Regions from separate parts of the Homo sapiens genome. Here region 2 is linked to region 1. A link is an interaction called in ENCODE POLR2A ChIA-PET data of the cell type or tissue named here. Cell type or tissue: Panc1. All regions are shown on one strand. Each heading gives the region's core, and the rest is flanking DNA. Links, peaks and the distances in the headings are about the cores only. Region 1 overlaps MIR1915HG (MIR1915 host gene). Region 2 has its middle 58 kb from the start of MIR1915.

The links. Peaks named below come from ENCODE experiments on the same cell type or tissue, not always from the same donor. Only the 100,000 strongest peaks of a DNase experiment are listed, where the experiment ranks them.
Region 2: POLR2A ChIA-PET joins it to region 1 with 8 read pairs; 6 of 35 experiments call an interaction of 5 or more read pairs at or near these places.

Annotation. Positions count from the first base shown.
Region 1 is chr10:21,485,064-21,493,400 of GRCh38, forward strand. MIR1915HG (MIR1915 host gene) reads right to left here. Exons shown (of 2, transcript NR_160800.1): 2 at 7,595-8,337. It also overlaps the pseudogene LOC124902598. Among named protein-coding and RNA genes, the nearest start is that of MIR1915, 7.4 kb to the right of the region's middle. In Panc1, for the core only: no CTCF peak of the experiment used is centred there; no DNase peak of the experiment used is centred there; H3K27ac peaks cover 7,454 bases.
Region 2 is chr10:21,434,212-21,442,548 of GRCh38, forward strand. No RefSeq gene overlaps it. Among named protein-coding and RNA genes, the nearest start is that of MIR1915, 58 kb to the right of the region's middle. In Panc1, for the core only: no CTCF peak of the experiment used is centred there; no DNase peak of the experiment used is centred there; H3K27ac peaks cover 1,952 bases.

The DNA.
Region 1 (8,337 bases), core at 302-8,301:
CACGCCCGACAAATTTTGTATTTTTAGTGGAGATGGAGTTTCTCCATGTTGGTTAGGCTGGTCTTGAACTCCCGACCTCAGGTGATCCACCCACCTCGGCTTCCCAAAGTGCTGGGATTACAGGTGTGAGCCACCACGCCCAGCTGGATAGTCCTTGATTATGCAGGATTGCCTGTGTGCATTGCTGGACACTTAACAAACTTCACCTTCACCAACTAAATGCCAGTAACATTTCCCAGTCATTTTGACAACTCTAAAACCACCCTATAAGACTGTATTTTCCGCCTGGCGCAGTGGCTCACGCCTGTGATCCCAGCACTTTGGGAGACCAAGGCGGGTGGATCATTTGAGGTCAGGAGTTTGAGACCAGCCTGGCCAACATGGTGAAACCCTGTCTCTACTAAAAATACAAAAATTAGCTGGGTGGTAGTCGTACGCGCCTGTAATCCCAGCTACTCGGAAGGCTGAGGCAGAAGAATCGCTTGAGCCTGAGTGGAGGAAGTTGCAGTGATCCGAGATTGCGCTACTGCACTCCAGTCTGGGAGAGAGTGTGAAATCCTGCCTCAAAAAAAATAAGACTGTATTTTCAGAGCTCATTTCTGTAGTTCATTACTATGGAAGTTTCTGTAAATATATAGAGGTCTACAAAACAAAAAAGTAAAACCACCAGGTGTGGAGATATATATATATACTTTTTGTAAATAATAATTTTTGTAGAGATGGGGCCTTGCTATGTTGCCCAGGCTGGTCTCAAACTCCTGAGCTCAAGTGAGCCTCCCACCTCAGTCTCCCAAGTAGCTGGGACTACAGGTGCATGCCACCATTCCTAGCTAAATTCACTATCTTTTGATATGCATCAACCATGAATGTGGCTAAGACTCTTTGTGTATAGCTTTTTTTTTTAATTGTTGTACGCTGGGCACAGCGGCTCATGACTATAATACCAACTATATACCATGCCTATATACCAAATTTGGGAAGCTGAGGCAGGCAGATCACTTGAGCTCAGGGGTTCAAGACTAACCTGAGCAACATGGCAAAACCCCATCCCTACAAAAAAATACAAAAATTATCTGGGCATGGTGGTGCATGCCTGTAGTCCCAGCTACCAGGAGGCTGAGGCAGTAGGATTGCTTGAGCCTGGAGGTTGAGGCTGCAGTGAGCTGTGATTTGTGTCACTGCACTCCACTCTGGGTACAAAGTGGATCCTGTCTCCAGGGAGAAAAAAAAAAAAAAAGGTGGCAGCACTAGGACTTAAACCCATATCTGCCAAACATCATCTCAAGGGGCCTTCCCTGATCTACTCTAAGGCACCCTCCATGTCTTTCAGCATTCGTATTACATTACTGTTCTTTTTTCACAGCACTTATATCTATTTGATTTGGTGTATTTGTTTATTTGCACTCAGAAGCCCTCTACCAGCATGTATATCACACAGAAGCAGAGATTCAAGGGTTTATTCACAACTGCATGTCCAATGCCCAGAACAATGCCAGGCACATAAAATGAAATTTAAAAAACATTCAGTAAATTATTCTTGAATGAAGGCCAGGCGCAGTGGCTCACGCCTGTAATTCCAGCATTTTGGGAGGCTGAGGTGGGTGGATAACCTGAGGTCAGGAGTTCAAGACCAGCCTGACCAACATGGAGAAACCCCATCTCTACTAAAAATACAAAATTAGCCAGGCATGGCAGTGCATGCCTATAATCCCAGCTACTCAGGAGGCTGAGGCAGGAGAATCGCTTGGACCCGGGAGGCAGAGTTTGTGGTGAGCCAAGACTGAGCCACTGCACTCCAGCCTGGCAACAGAGCGAGGCTCCGTCTCAAAAAGAAAGAAAGAAAGAAAGAAAGAAATTTAAAAAAAAAGAAAATCTCACGTCACAATAACAATCACAGATAACAAACTTGGGCCTGTGGTAGCTTCACATATGCTAACAGGATCTTAACTGAAGCTGTTTAGTTTGGTCCCAATTTATACTTTTTTTTTTTTTTTAAGACAGAGTTTTGCTCTTGTTGCCCAGGCTGGAGTGCAATGGTGTGATCTTGGCTCACCACAACCTCCACCTCTCGGGTTCAAGCGATTCTCCTACCTCAGCCTCCCGAGTAGCTGGGCATGTGCCACTATGCCCAGCTAATTTTTGTATTTTTAGTAGAGATAGGGTTTCACCATGTTGGCCAGGCTGGTCTCAAACTCCTGACCTCAAGTGATCCTCCTGCTTCAGTCTCCCAAAGTGCTGGGATTATAGGCATGAGCCACCGTCCCGGCACAATTTATACTCTTGCTATATCAACAAAATCTCTCTCAACATTTTTTGAGGCTGGAGTGCAGTGGCACAATCTCGGCACTCTGCAACCTTCACCTCCTAGGTTCAAGCGATTCTCCCACCTCAGCCTCCTGAGTAGCTGGGATTACAGGTACAAGCCACCACGCTTGGCTTGTTTTTGTATTTTTAGTAAAGACAGGGTTTCATCATGTTGGCTGGTCTCGAACTCCTGACCTCAAGTGATCTGCCCGCCTAAGCCTCTCAAAGTGCTGGGATTACAGGAGTGAGCCATCGGGCCCGGCCTCTCTCAACTTTAGATGATTGTAGTAGTTGCAAGCATGGATACCTATTGATGTGTAACAAGCCACTCCAAAGCTTAGTGGCTTAGAACAACAACAACTTCTTATTTCTCATGATTCTGTTGGCTGTATGGTTCTGCTGATTGGGTGGGGTCTCATGCATGTAGCTCCCAGTGGGTGTGCTGGGTGCTGGACTCCTCTCGCCTCGTGATCCTTCATCCCAAGCTTCTTTGTGGCATGGTGTTTCTAGAAGACAAAGATGGAAGCTGCAAAAGCTCCTTGGGGTCTAGATTCCAGAACCTGTGCAACATACTTACTTCCGCAATATCCCATAAGCCAAAGCAACTGGCAAGACCAGGCCACATTCCAAGGGATGGAGAAGATTCCACTTCTGGGTGGGAAAAGTAGCAAAGTCACATTGCAAAGGGCTATGCATTCTGGAAGTGGAGGAACTTGTGGCGGCTAAAACAACTGTTGGGCATTATATTATTTTTAGAGTCCAGACAAATGTAAGTATAATTAATGATACAATTTTGATTTCTAAAGCATTAAGGAAAGCAGTATTCAAATAAACAGGGCCAGGCATTGTGGTTTATGCTTGTAATCCCAGCACTTTGGGAGGCTGAGTATCACTTGGGATACTCATCATTTGGGAGGTGGGAGTATCACTTGAAGACAGGAATTCAAGATCAGCATGGGCAAAATAGTGAGACCCCATCGCTGTAAATTTTTAAAAATTAACTAGGTGTGGTGGCTCATGCCTGTAGTTCTAACCACTCCAGAAGCTGAGACAAGAGGATCATTTGAGCCCAGGAGTTCAGGGTTACAATGAGCTATGACCACATCATCATACTGCAGCCTGGGTGACCATGAGACCTTGTTGCAAAAACAAAACAAAACAAAAAAACAAAGCTTCTCTCAAATTATAAGGTTGTTATAAACATCTCCAAAAGTTTATCCTTTTCTTTACACATACACACACCACGCATAATTCTCACTCATCATCAGCCATGTAATTTTTCGTTCTTTTTAATATAGAAACTTTATTTCCCTCTTTCTAGTTTGCTATGGCAGTACTTTCTTCAGTCTTGTACCTAAGTTTCCTACTTATTTTGGCCACTTGCCACCTAGAATATTAAGTTCCCTGAGACATGCTGTCAAAGGCAACACTCCTGGAACTGCCTATTGCATTTTTTTTCCACGTTTGTTGGGAAGAGCAAGACTCCCACGGGGCAAAGCAATCTCCTTTGAATCGAGCAGGGAAAAAAAAAAAACTGGTAAGCACTGGACTCTGACAAGCAGCTGCTGGTAAAGTCTACAGAACTACTTTTAAGTGGCTGGGTGGGCATTAACTTTTCACGGGGCTTTTTTTGTTGTTGTTACTCAATGATTTTGGGAGTCAGCAGATATTTTGTAACAACTAAAAACTACCTAAATTCATTCTGAAAAATAGTCTTCCATTTTTGGTTTAATCAGCAAAAAAAATTCAAACTGCTTCCTTTTTTTTTTTCCTTTGGAGACAGACAGGGTCTCAGTCTGTCATCCAGGCTGGCTTGAGTGCAGTGGTGTGATCACGGCTCACTACAGCACAGCCTCAGCCACCTGGGCTCAAGGTATCCTCCCACCTCAGCCTTGTGAATAGCTGGGACCACAAGCGTGCACCACCACGCCTGGCTAATATATATATATTTTTTATTTTTTGTAGAGATGGGGGTTTCCCTGTGTTACGTAGGCTGGTTTCAAACTCCTGGGCTCAAGCAATCCTCCTGACTCTGCCTCCTAAGTGCTGGGTTTACAGGCATGCCCCACCTAAACTGTTTCCTTCATCTACTTTTAGCTATTTATTAAATAACTAGAATAGGCTACGTTTAAGTTCCAAGTTACAAAAATTGTTAAAGAGAGCATTTATTTTACATCCTAAAAATACTGAGATCTTATGTTGTAGACAAAAGAAGCTAAAAATCTGGTGCAACAAGATGAATACAGAATAAGAAAAGAATTAACTAAAGTAAGTAAGCTTTCTGAATTGTCCATAAATAGTTCTAATTTGAATTACTGCCTATGCCAGAACATTACCTCTGAGATTTTATGATTGCTGTATCTGCTACTATTAACTAATAACATTTGCTCGCAAGGAAATAAAACACATACAAGGAAAATTGACACCAAAATAGTAAGTTGACAAATCTTCCATTAAAAAGGAAAATAGAAAACATAATTCTATGAAAAATTATGGAGAATTTAAATTTATTTTAATTTTTCAATTAAGTCAAATATTCTGTGTCTCACAGAAATTTTTTCTATTTCTCACTAGAAATTTTACCTTTTTGTTTTTTAAGATACTATGTTTTGCTCTGTAGCCCAGGCTGGAGTATAGTGGCACAATCATAGCTCACTGCAGCCTCAAACTCCTGGGCTTAAGCAATTCTCTTGCCTTAGCCTCCCAAAGTGCTGGGATTACAGGCATAAGCCAGTGTGCCCCACCCAGAAATTTTAAAATTCTTAAAATGTGTAATCAATTATTTCATGAAGCTATTGAATATTTTCATATAAAGAACATACCACGATCAATACATTGATTGATTTCCAATCAATTTACTTAATTTATGGAAGGTCATTATGTTGATGTACATAAATGTATATGTGTATTATGAATCAAATTTATTTGAAATCCTCCTGTATAGAATAAATTACGAACTTTTAGATGACATGCGTATTTTTCCCATTCTCCTTAATATATTGGGCCGAATTGTTCATCTAAGTAAAGTTGATTTTGCTTTTTTGTGGTCATTGTTTTTTCTATTTTTACTTACATAGTCAGATGCTAAGTTTTAAGCTTTTGAATAGTATGTCTGTCTGATATATCACTTCTTCCAGGAGCCTCCCCAAGAGCACTATAAATCTGCAAAGAGAGGGAAGTATGGGCAAATGAATAAGAAAAATGTTAAGGAAAGAATCCTTGCTAAACATTGCCACAATTTAATATTTCACATTTAAATTATTCTCATCATGTTATTTCCAAAGTTTGCTCATTAGATTTTCACTTGCCTTGATGACCTTAATTAGACTTGTTCCAGATTTATGACAACTGTAAAATTAGGAAATTTTCATTCAAAAAAAAAAAATTAAAACCCTCTGGATGGTTTTCCAAAGCACATGCAGCATTACTTAAGACTATGATTTTCAGCTAGTTGGATATATCATATCTACAGCTCTAGCCAGGTCTGTAAGAATTCTGTGACTGAGGCCTAATGGAACCAATTTTCACTCTGGCAGAACAAATTCAAGTTCTAATACGAACTTGAATTCCAGTTTCCTTTGGATGCCAGGAATCAGATCCTTTAAGAGGAAATTGTATCAGCGCTTCTGCCTATTAAGTGATATTCCATATATTTCATCTAAATAGCTAGCAGGAACAACTGACTCAAGTCAAATCTAAAACAGAAAACAAATGATTTTTTAATTACTGAAATTGTTTTATTATTATTTTAAAATACTAGTCATGGGCAGTTATTCTGTTGGTGGTGGTGGTGGGTTTTTTTGTTTTTGTTTGTTTGTTTTAGCCTTTTCCTTTCAGGGCCTCAATTTTCTGCAAACTTCACTTACCTTGACTGTGGACCACTGACCTTCTTTAAACAGGAACCAATGTATTCACTCACCTACACTAACAATCATATTACAGTCACAGGCCATTAACTGTCACTCACATTTTTATTACCCTGCATCTGATGAACATTGATACACTTGGGTGTCTTCCTCTGCACTGGAAAAAAAATAATTTAGATAGAATTCTAAAAGTTAGCATGTTTCGTCAATAGCTTCACTGTTCCTCATGCCCATTCATCACATCTTGCTTGCTATTGAAATCCTCCCTTGCTTTGTAACATTATTAAAGTCAGTCATTATTAAAGTCGTCTCAAAAAGAGACACCTCTGCAACTTCTAAGATGTTGTCAACCAGGAATCATATTTTCAATACTTCAAATTCTATTGCATTTTCAAGCTTTGGAAACAAATATAATATTCTTGCATATTTTCTAAGATGAAATTTCATGTAGACAATGATGTGATAGAAAGGATGATGCTTATCTAATGATTTTGGCATTGCCCCTTGATAACTATGACACTGAGAAAACCAGCATTGGTTTTCCTATTATCAGAACAAATTACAGTGCATGTTCTGGAGTCCTACATATCTTACATTTGAGAGAGAAAAATCACTGGGAAAAAAAAAGGTAATAGTTATATTTGTATCCATCTAGTTTCACTAACATATCTTTAAGGTACAGATTTTTTATAATAATCACATATGGCTGGGCGCGGTGGCGCATGCCTGTAATCCTAGCACTTTGGGAAGCCGAGGCGGGTGGATCACGAGATCAGGAATTCAAGACCAGCCTGGCCAATATGGTGAAAACCCGTCTCTACTAAAAACACAAAAAAATTAGCCGGGTGTGGTGGCGAGTGCCTGTAGTCCCAGCTACTCAGGAAGCTGAGGCAGAAGAATCCCTTGAACCCAGGAGGCAGAGGTTGCAGTGAGCCAAGATTGTGCCACTGCACTCCAGCCTGGGTGACAGAGTGAAATTCCATCTCAAAAAAAAAAAAAAAACCATATGATTTTATAAGACCAACTTAAGGGATTCTTATATTGCTTTAGTTTTATTTTTCACAAAAACTAGATTTAATTCAAGCTTCATGAAAAGGCCAAAAAAACACACAAATAATTTCATAGTTCCTAATTTTCCAACCCTTCCTTCAGTAGGCATTGCAGGTCATTCGAACCAGATAGTTTAAATTTTTCATGGTGCAGCTAAGTGAATAAGCATCCCTCCACAGAATGCATGCACTGTTGTATCATTTTCAATTAATATGAAATAGTTTTGCCAAAATATGACTGTAAATGCAAAGCTGCTATTCTGAACATTTGGAACAACTATAGCTCATTTTTCATTATGCGTTGATGTTTTGGTATAAAAATACTGTTTAAGCAGTTCATGAATACTCTTTTCCATTTAATCACAAAGAAATACATTCAGAGTGAACATGATCGTTTTATTGGTTACCAAAGATCCTTGGCAAAGTGCACGCATGGTGAAGAACAAAAGTAAGTCCTCAACAGTTTCCCAACTTCAATGAAAACTTAATGGGCCTAGATTTACAGATTACACATTAAAAAAAGTTTGTGCATGATGTATCTGCTGTGTGTGTATTCATATGTGGGAAATAAAGCAAGCCACAGAGAAAATGGGTGGGGGGCACAACTGCAAAAAGTTATCTCTCCTAGGAGATTTATTATTGGGAAATGCAGAAACAGAGAATTCAGCACTCTTCTTTCTGGTGACAATACAATGCTAGAAAAAAAACTAATTTTTTTAAATAATTTACCATAGAATCTCTTGTCTTAGACTAGAAGGAATACAATCCCTGTTACATGTGTATATATGTCCAGGTGTAACACACATTTTTCTCTTCTGAAATTCTTGTCTCAAATCTCTTTCAATCAAAATGAGTTGAGCTTCAAACAGGATCTGGGTGAGTCAGAACCTTTTTAAAATTGTGCTCAACCCAGTGAATGCTTTAAAACTGAATTAATGAGTAGTATCCTAAAATGCAAAAGCATGCTCCAAGACTGACTGCCTCTCTACATTTTGATTCTGAAAGAAAGTGCTTGGACTTTTAAAGAACAAAGAAGAAAAGCCTTCATTTTCCTTCCCTCCCTTCCTCTCTACAATTTAACCAAGCAATTTTTTCTAGGTTCTTTTGTTTTAATATAA
Region 2 (8,337 bases), core at 267-8,266, 51 kb before region 1:
AAGTGTATTAAAATTATGATATCCTGCATAAGTGCATTCAAAAGACACAATCCCCAGGATATTCCTCCTGGAAATGTCTACTCCTAGTTCATAGTATTAGGTGTCAAGACCCTGAGATTAGGCTGGGAGTGGTGGCTCACGCCTGTAATCCCAGCACTTCAGAAGGCCAAGACAGGTGGATCACTTGAGGTCAGAAGTTCGAGACCAGCCTGACCAACATGGTGAAACCCCGTCTCTACTAAAAATACAAAAATTACGGGGGCCTGGTGGCACACACGCCTGTAATCCCAGCTACATGGGTGGCTGAGGCATGAGAATCCTTGAACCCAGGGGACAGAGGTTGCAGTGAGCCGACATTGTGCCACTGCACTCCAGCCTGAGCAACAGAGCAAGACTCCATCTCAAAAAAAAAAAACCAAAAACAAAAAAACCTTGGGATTAGAAGTCAGACAGACCAGGGCTTCTTCACATTCCAGCTTTGTGACCTTGAGCAAGTTACTTGACCCCATTGAGCCTCAGATTTTTCTTTCTATGAAATAGGGATGATAATATAATGAGTATCTGTCATTTTGGTCTGTACAGTATCTGTTTCTTTGGTGATTAACACTTTCCTTAAATTACGTGTCAGCTGATAGTAATAACTCAGTAAATGATCATTTTTATTAATTTTTATTACATTAGTAGCTGTACAGGGCACACCTTTGTATCTGAAAAGAAAGAAATCTACATTATCATGGTGGAATATAGTCACTGACACATATTTTCATGAAAAATTCTCTATTCTGTATCAAGTAGATCCCGACCTAGAGAAGCTATGAGGGAAAATGTTCCCAAGCAAGCCTCAGGAAACACCCCGTACTTTGCCACGCATTGCATCCAGAGGTCCTGCAGCAAACCAATTCTAATTTTCCTTTCTCTGCATCAAAGTGTTCTTTTTGTCCTTTGTTTTCACCAGGCATTTCTGTAACCATCTTAGACCTCTCTCTAACTAGTAGACCCTGTGGTGAGAGTGATCATATCACATATAATGGCATGTCTGGCTTGGGAAATGATGGGGATAATGTGGGTGGTGGTCACCGTTTAGACAAAGTCTACATAAATTTCAATTACTACCTGCAGCTATCCCCTGCACATACCTCTGTCCGGAGCTAGAGTCCACTGCTTTCTTTTACCAGAAACCGTACAGACAGAACCTATAATCTTCCTCCATCTTCTTCTTTCCTTGTTTTTATTTTCATTCTTCTCTTTTTACAATGCAATATTCACAATTCAAATGCTGGCTAGTGAAACCTATGACATTAACCATCTGAGAGGACATCTTTTATCTCATAACAGCAAGATTGGCTCTCATCTCCCTGCTCAGGCAAAAGTTGCATAGTTGAAAACACAAGCATAGAGCACATACCTGAGTCATCTGTAAGCCATCTCTGCCTCTGGTTCACTTATAGTTAAAAATCACTGATGTTACTGCTTTTTCTCAAAAGAACATTTGCTGTTTTTCCATGTAGGAAAAGCTTTGTTAACTACGGACCCACACAAGTGCAGTGGAAAGAAAATTTCAGGATGGCAGAAAAGCTCATCTTGGCCGAGCCAGGTGACACATGCCTGTAATCCCAGCACTTTCAGAATCTGAGGCAGGCAGATCGCCTGAGCTCAGGAGTTGGAGACCAGCCTGGGCAACATAGCAAGACCCCGTCTCTATAAAAAAAATACAAAAATTAGCCAGGCATGGTGGCAGGCGCCTGGAGTCTCATCTACTCAGGAGGCTGAGGTGGGAGGATCACTTGAGCCCAGGAGGCAGAGGTTGCAGTGAGCCAAGATGGCACCACTGCACTCCAGCCTGGGCAATAGAGCAAGACCCTGTCTCAAAAAAACTTTACTAAAAAAGAAAAGCTCATCCATAGGTGGCTTCTACAGAAAGTCTTCACTTAATATCATCAATAGGTTCTTGGAAACTGTACCTTTAAGCAAAATGCCATATAACCAAACCAACTTGACCACAGTTTAACTAATATAGACTAAAGTTCCTATGGAATATTCCTGGTCACAAAAACATCACCAAACTTCTAAATAAAGAAAAAAACTCTTCTAATATTAAACATTGAAACAAATGTGAACTACACATACCTTTAAGAAAGATTGATAAAAACAAGTAAGATAATGATTTATTCCCTTATTCCAGTTCAGGGCCGGGGGTGACTGGGGCCAGTCCCTGTGGCTCAGGGGGGCCAGGCTGGAACGATCTCTGGACAGGATGCCCTCGCTTCACAGGGCACTCACTCACAGATACACATTCACTCAGCCTGGGACCATGTAGACAGCCAGTTAGCCTAATGTGCACATCTTTGGAATGGAGAGGAAAACCAGAGGGTGTTTCTGGGAGTTTGGGAAAGCCCAGAACCATGCAGAGAAAACCCATGCAAACACGGGGAGAACTTGCAAACTCAGGGAAACTCCACCCAGCCAGTGGCCCTGACCAGCAATCCATTTTTCTTTCTTCTCATCAACTTTATAATGACATTAGAATGACATTGAATGAGGCTCGGCATGGTGGCTCACGCCTTGTTATACCAGCACTTTGGGAGGCCGAGGCAGGTAGATCACCTGAGGTCAGGAGTTTGAAACGAGCCTGGCCAACATGGGAAAACTCCATCTCTACTAAAAATACAAAAAATTAACCAGGCATGGTAGCAGGCACCTGTAATCCCAGCTACTTTGGAGGCTGAGGCAGGAGAATCACTTGAACCCAGGAGGCAGAGGTTGCGGTGAGCCAAGATTGCACTGTTGCACTACAGCCTGGGCAACAAGAGCGAAACTCCATCTCGAAAAAAAAAAAGAATGATATTGAAACATTATTTGACGACCTACTCTATTTCTCAAATAGATTTCGCTTTCCAATTGTCTCATCCATTGTTGTCTCACTTTATAGCAGCTAATTTCTATAACCATTCTGTTGCCATATGTTAAAAAAAAAAGTGTTAAAATGTTTGTAGTAGAAACCTTATGCTTAGGGGAGCCCACTGCTGAGACTTGAAGATTTAGGTAAAGTCACATGCGTTCCAGTTCTATTCCAAACCCTCTCATCCTCCCAGGATGCCCCACTGGACTGCACCAGGCACCACAATGCTGAGTCTACCTGACATTCACCACTGAGTAAGAAAGGACATATTTTCCACCTGGGAGAAATAAAGTCACAACTGCTGGAAATGAAATTGAACAGTTATCCTACAAATGCCCAGAAACTACACATGCAGGAGTTGAGCTGTAGGTACACTTTTACTTTTTAACTTATTTTTATGTTATTTTTTTTTTAGGGACAAGGTCTCCCTGAGTCACCCAGGCTGGAGTGCAGTGGTGCAATCACAGCTTGCTGCAGCCTCAAACTCCTGGGCTAAACTGAACCTCCCACCTCAGCTTCCCAAGTAGCTGGGGCAACAGGCAAGCACCACCACATCTGGCCAATTTTTTTATCTTTTTGTAGAGATAGGGTCTTACTATGTTGCCCAGGCTGGTCTCGAACCCCTGACCTCAAGCAATCCTCCTGCCTTGCCCTCCAAAACTCCTGGGATTACAGGCGTGAGCCACCACCCGGCCTACTTTTACTTTCTAAATGCAACATAAATTATACCTCTAAAACACTGAACAAAAAGCTCCTTGGTCAAAATAGTCAGTTTTGGGCATTCAAAAAATCATTTCTGGCTGGGTGCCAGAAATGGGAGGCCCAGGCAAGAGGATCGCTTGAGGTCAGGAGTTTGAGACCAGCCTGGGCAAGATAGTGAGACCCTGTCTCTACAAAAAAGTAAAACATTAGCCAGGCGTGGTGACTCACATCTGTAGTCCGAGCTACTCAGGAGGCTGAGGTGGGAGGATTACTTGAGCCCAGGAGGTCGATGCTGCAGTGAACCATGATTGTGCCACTGCACTTCAGTTTGAGTAACAGAGTGAGACTCTATTTAAATAAATAAATAAATAAATAAATAAATAAATAAATCATTTCTTTTTCTATTGGTGAGGTATTTAGAGGTAAAGAGTAGGACCTCTGGGCAGGATGAGAATCCTAGCTTGCCATTTTCCAGCTACAGGATCTTGAGCCAGTTACTTAATAGTACTGTGCCTCAGTTTCTCCATAAGTAAAAAGGCGATAACACCATCTACCTCAAAAGCTCGCTGGGATCATAAAATGAGATAAATATCATGCCAGATATACAGCAACATTATCACTAAGGCTTATTCGTTAGTTTAACTATTATTTTTATCACTAACATTATTATTCTCATTTTGTTTCTACAAATTATTAGTGTGCTCACCAGAACTCCTTTTCCCAAATGGAGGCAGCACCTGTTACTTCACTTGCTGTTTTGCCTAAAAATTTACATTTCCCGCTTTGTCATGTTTTCGAGGTTTCGTTTATTGCATGCACAGTCAAATCTTCTCAGTAGTAGCAGACACAGTTCAATTTCAGAGCTCTAAATATAAATCTATATACATATTGAGACAGGGTCTCGCTGTCTCCCAGGCTGGAGTATAGTGGTACAGTTACTGCAGCCTTGACCTCCTAGGTTCAAGCCATCCTCCCACCTTAGCCTCTCAGGTAGCTGGGACTACAGACACGTACCACCACGTCAGGCTAATTTTATTTTACTTATTTTTATTTTCATTTTGTTATTATTATTAATATTATTATTATTATTTTGTAGAGACAGGGCCTCCTCGTGTTGCATAGGCTGGTCTCAAGCAATCCTCCCACCTCCACCTCCCAAAGTGCTGGAATTACAGGCATGAGCCGCTGTACTCAGGCTAAATATCAGTTTGGTTTTGTTGTTGTTGTTGCTTTGTTTTGTTTTTTGAGATGGAGTCACTCTGTCGCCCGGACTGGAGTGCAGTGGCGTGATCTTGGCTCCACCTCCCAGGTTCAAGCCATTCTCCTGCCTCAGCCTCCCGGTAGCTGGGATTACAGCATGCACCGCCACGCCCAGCTAATTTTTGTGTTTTTAGTACAGACAGGGTTTCACCATGTTGGCCAGGTTGGTCTTGAGCTCCTGATCTCAGGTGATCTGTCTGCCTCGGCCTCCCAAGGTGATGGGATTACAGGCATGAGCCGCCACACTGGGCAAATCGTTTTAAAGTTTTTATTATGAAGATTGCAAATAGAGAATAATACAAACTCCCCAGATTCAAGCATGGCCATTTCACCGTGCTTGCTTTGTCTACTCTTTTTTACGTTCATTTTCTTTACTTTTGTTGCAGTAGTATCTTAATATTTTTAAGCAAATTCCATGCATCATGTCTCTATGCACATATAAAAAATGAGTACATTTCAATATATAAGCACAATATTATTAGCTCTACTAACAAAATTAATGTGATCTAATACCCAGTCCAAAATCAAAATCAAATGTTCTGATTTCACTCAAAAATAACATATTATGGTTTGCTCAAACCAGTACCCAAATGAGCTCCACATATTGTATAATTGTTATGTTTCTTTCTTTTTTTTTTTTTTTTTTTTGAAATGGCATTTCGCTCTTTTCGCCCAGGCCGGAGTGCAATGGTGCGATCTCGGCTCACTGCAACCTGTGCCTCCTGGGTACAAGCAATTCTCCTGCCTCAGCCTCCCGAGTAGCTGGGATTATTATCGGCTCCGCCACCACAGCTGACTAATATTTGTATTTTTAGCAGAGATGGGGTTTCGCCATGTTGGCCAGGCTGGTCTCGAACTCCTGACCTTAGGTGATCCACCTGCCTCGGCCTCCCAAAGTGCTAGGATTACACGCATGAGCCACCACACCTGGCCCATCTACTCAATTTTTTAAGACTGAAATAATGTATAAGAAATAACTAACAACAGTGTGTACCTTCAGGTGGTAGGAATGTACGTGATTTTTATTTTTCTGTTTTTCTGTATTTTCCAATTTTTCTACAATAAACTCTACTTTTGTAAATAGGAAAATAACTGAGTAAGTTAAGGGTGGATGCAGTGGCTCGCACCTGTAATCTCAGCACTGCAGGAGCTGAGTTGAGGCAGGAGGATCACATGAGCCCAGGAGTTCAAGACCAGCCTGGGCAGCATAGTGAGACCCCTATTTCTACAAATTAAAAAAAAATTTGCCAGGCTTGGTTGTGCACATATAGTCCCAGTTACTTTGTTGGCTGAGGCAGGAGGATCACTTGAGCCTGGAAAGTCAAGACTGCAGTGAGCCATGATTGCACCACTGCACTCCAGCCTGGGTGGCAGAGTGAGACCCTGCCTCAAAAAAAAAAAAAGAAAAAGAAAAAGAAAAATTATTCACTTAAAAGGTATATTAAGCCAGGCACAGTGGCATGAACCTGTAGTCCTAGCTGTCTAGGAGGCTGAGGTAGGAGGATCACTTGAGTCCAGGAGTTTGAGGCCAGCCTAGGCAACATAGTGAGACCTCATCCCTAAAAAAAATGAATAAATAAACAAAGGTATGATATGCAGAAGAGCTTGTTCCTGTCCTTTCTTCTTGGAGTCACCTCCTGGAGCAAATTATCTACATTCTGGTTCTCAACCCAACACATTCCAGCTCTACTGTCCACCCTTCCTGCACCTCGTTTTTTTTTGTTTTTTTTTTTTTGAGACAGAGTTTCGCTTTTGTTGCCCAGGCTGGAGTGCAGTGACGTGATCTCGGCTCACTGCAACCTCTGCCTTCCGGTTTCAAGCTATTCTCCTGCCTCAGCCTCCCAAGTAGCTGGGATTACAGATGCCCACCACCACACCCGGCTAGTTTTTGTATTTTTAGTAGAGACGAGGTTTCGCCATGTTGGCCAGGCTGATCTTGAACTCGTGACCTTGTGATCTGCCCGCCTCGGTCTCCCAGAGTGCTGGGGTTCCAGGTGTGAGCCAACGCACCTGGTGAAACTCTGAACTTCACATTCTATCAGCCCGCATGGCAACCCCCTCAACATCCGCTTCTCCTTCGTTAGTCCCACATAGAAACAAGTACATCCCCTATGAAGGGACCATCACATAATTCTTTTGTATTCCACTTAATGCTTCACAAATAATAGGTGTGAAATAAATACTTATTGAAGAAATGAATGAATGGTAGAGAAGAGGGAACTGTGGCAGTGTGAGGGCAGAGAAATACAGAAGGGCTTCACGCAGGTGGTGAGACCTGGGCTGGGCCTTGAACGATGACTAAAGTGTCTGTGGCTCCAAGAGAGGGTGACTAGTCAGGCCAGGAAGACGCAAAAGCCATGTAGGCTCAGTAGACGTACAATAAACTCGCCTGGTTAGAGAGTAAAGTGAGGGCTGGAAAATGGCAGGAGAGGTTTGGGAGCTTGAGGCAAGATTAAGTGTGTATTTCAGGCTGGGCCTGTACTCTACGGCAGAGGTTCTCAAACTTTAGCAGAAGACTTTTATTTTGTTTTTTGTTTTGATTTTTCTGAGACAATGTCTTGCTCTCTTGACCAGGCTGGAGTGCAGTTGTGTGATCATCACTCACTGCAGCCTCGACCTCCTGGGCTCAAGAGACCCTCCCACCTTAGCCTCCTAAGTAGCTGGGACTACAGAGGTGGGCCACCATACCAGCTAATTTTTGTTTGTTTGTTTGTTTTGGTAGAGATAGGGGTCTCACTATGTTGCCCAGTCTGGTCTTGAACTCCTGAACTCAAGTGATCCGACCACCTTGGCCTCCTAAAGTGCTGGGATGACAGGCCTGAGCCACCATCCCCAGCCAGGAAAAGTCTTGTTAAAACAGTTTGCTGAGCCCCAGTCCTAGAGTTTCTGTTGCAGTATATCTGAAGGGAATGTGAGATTTTGCAGTTGTAATATATTTCCAGGAAATACTGGATACACATTAAAATGATCTGAAAGGGAGGCTGGGTGCAGTGGCTCACGTCTGTAATCCCAACACTTTGGGAGGCTGAAGCTGGCAGATAGCTTGAACCCAGGAGTTTGAGGCCAGCCAGGGCAACACGACAAAACTCCGTCTCTACAAAATTTCAAAAATAAAATTTAGGCCAGGGATGGTGGCTCACGCCTATAATCCCAGCCCTTTGGAAGCCCCGAGGTAGGCAGATGCTTGAGTTCAGGAGTTCGAGACCAGCCTGGGCAACATGACAAAACCCCATCTCTAGATAAATAAATAAATCATAGATAAATAAATAAAATTTAAAAATTAGCCAGGCAAGGTGGCATGCGCCTGTAGTACCAGTTACTCAGGAGGCTAAGGCAGGAGGATTGACTGAGCCCAGGAGATTGAGGTTTCAGTGAACCGAGATCACACCACTGTGCTCCAGCCTGGGCAACAGATTGAGACACTGTCTCAAAATAAAATAACTACCTGAAAGCTTTTCAAAAAAGCCGAAACCAGG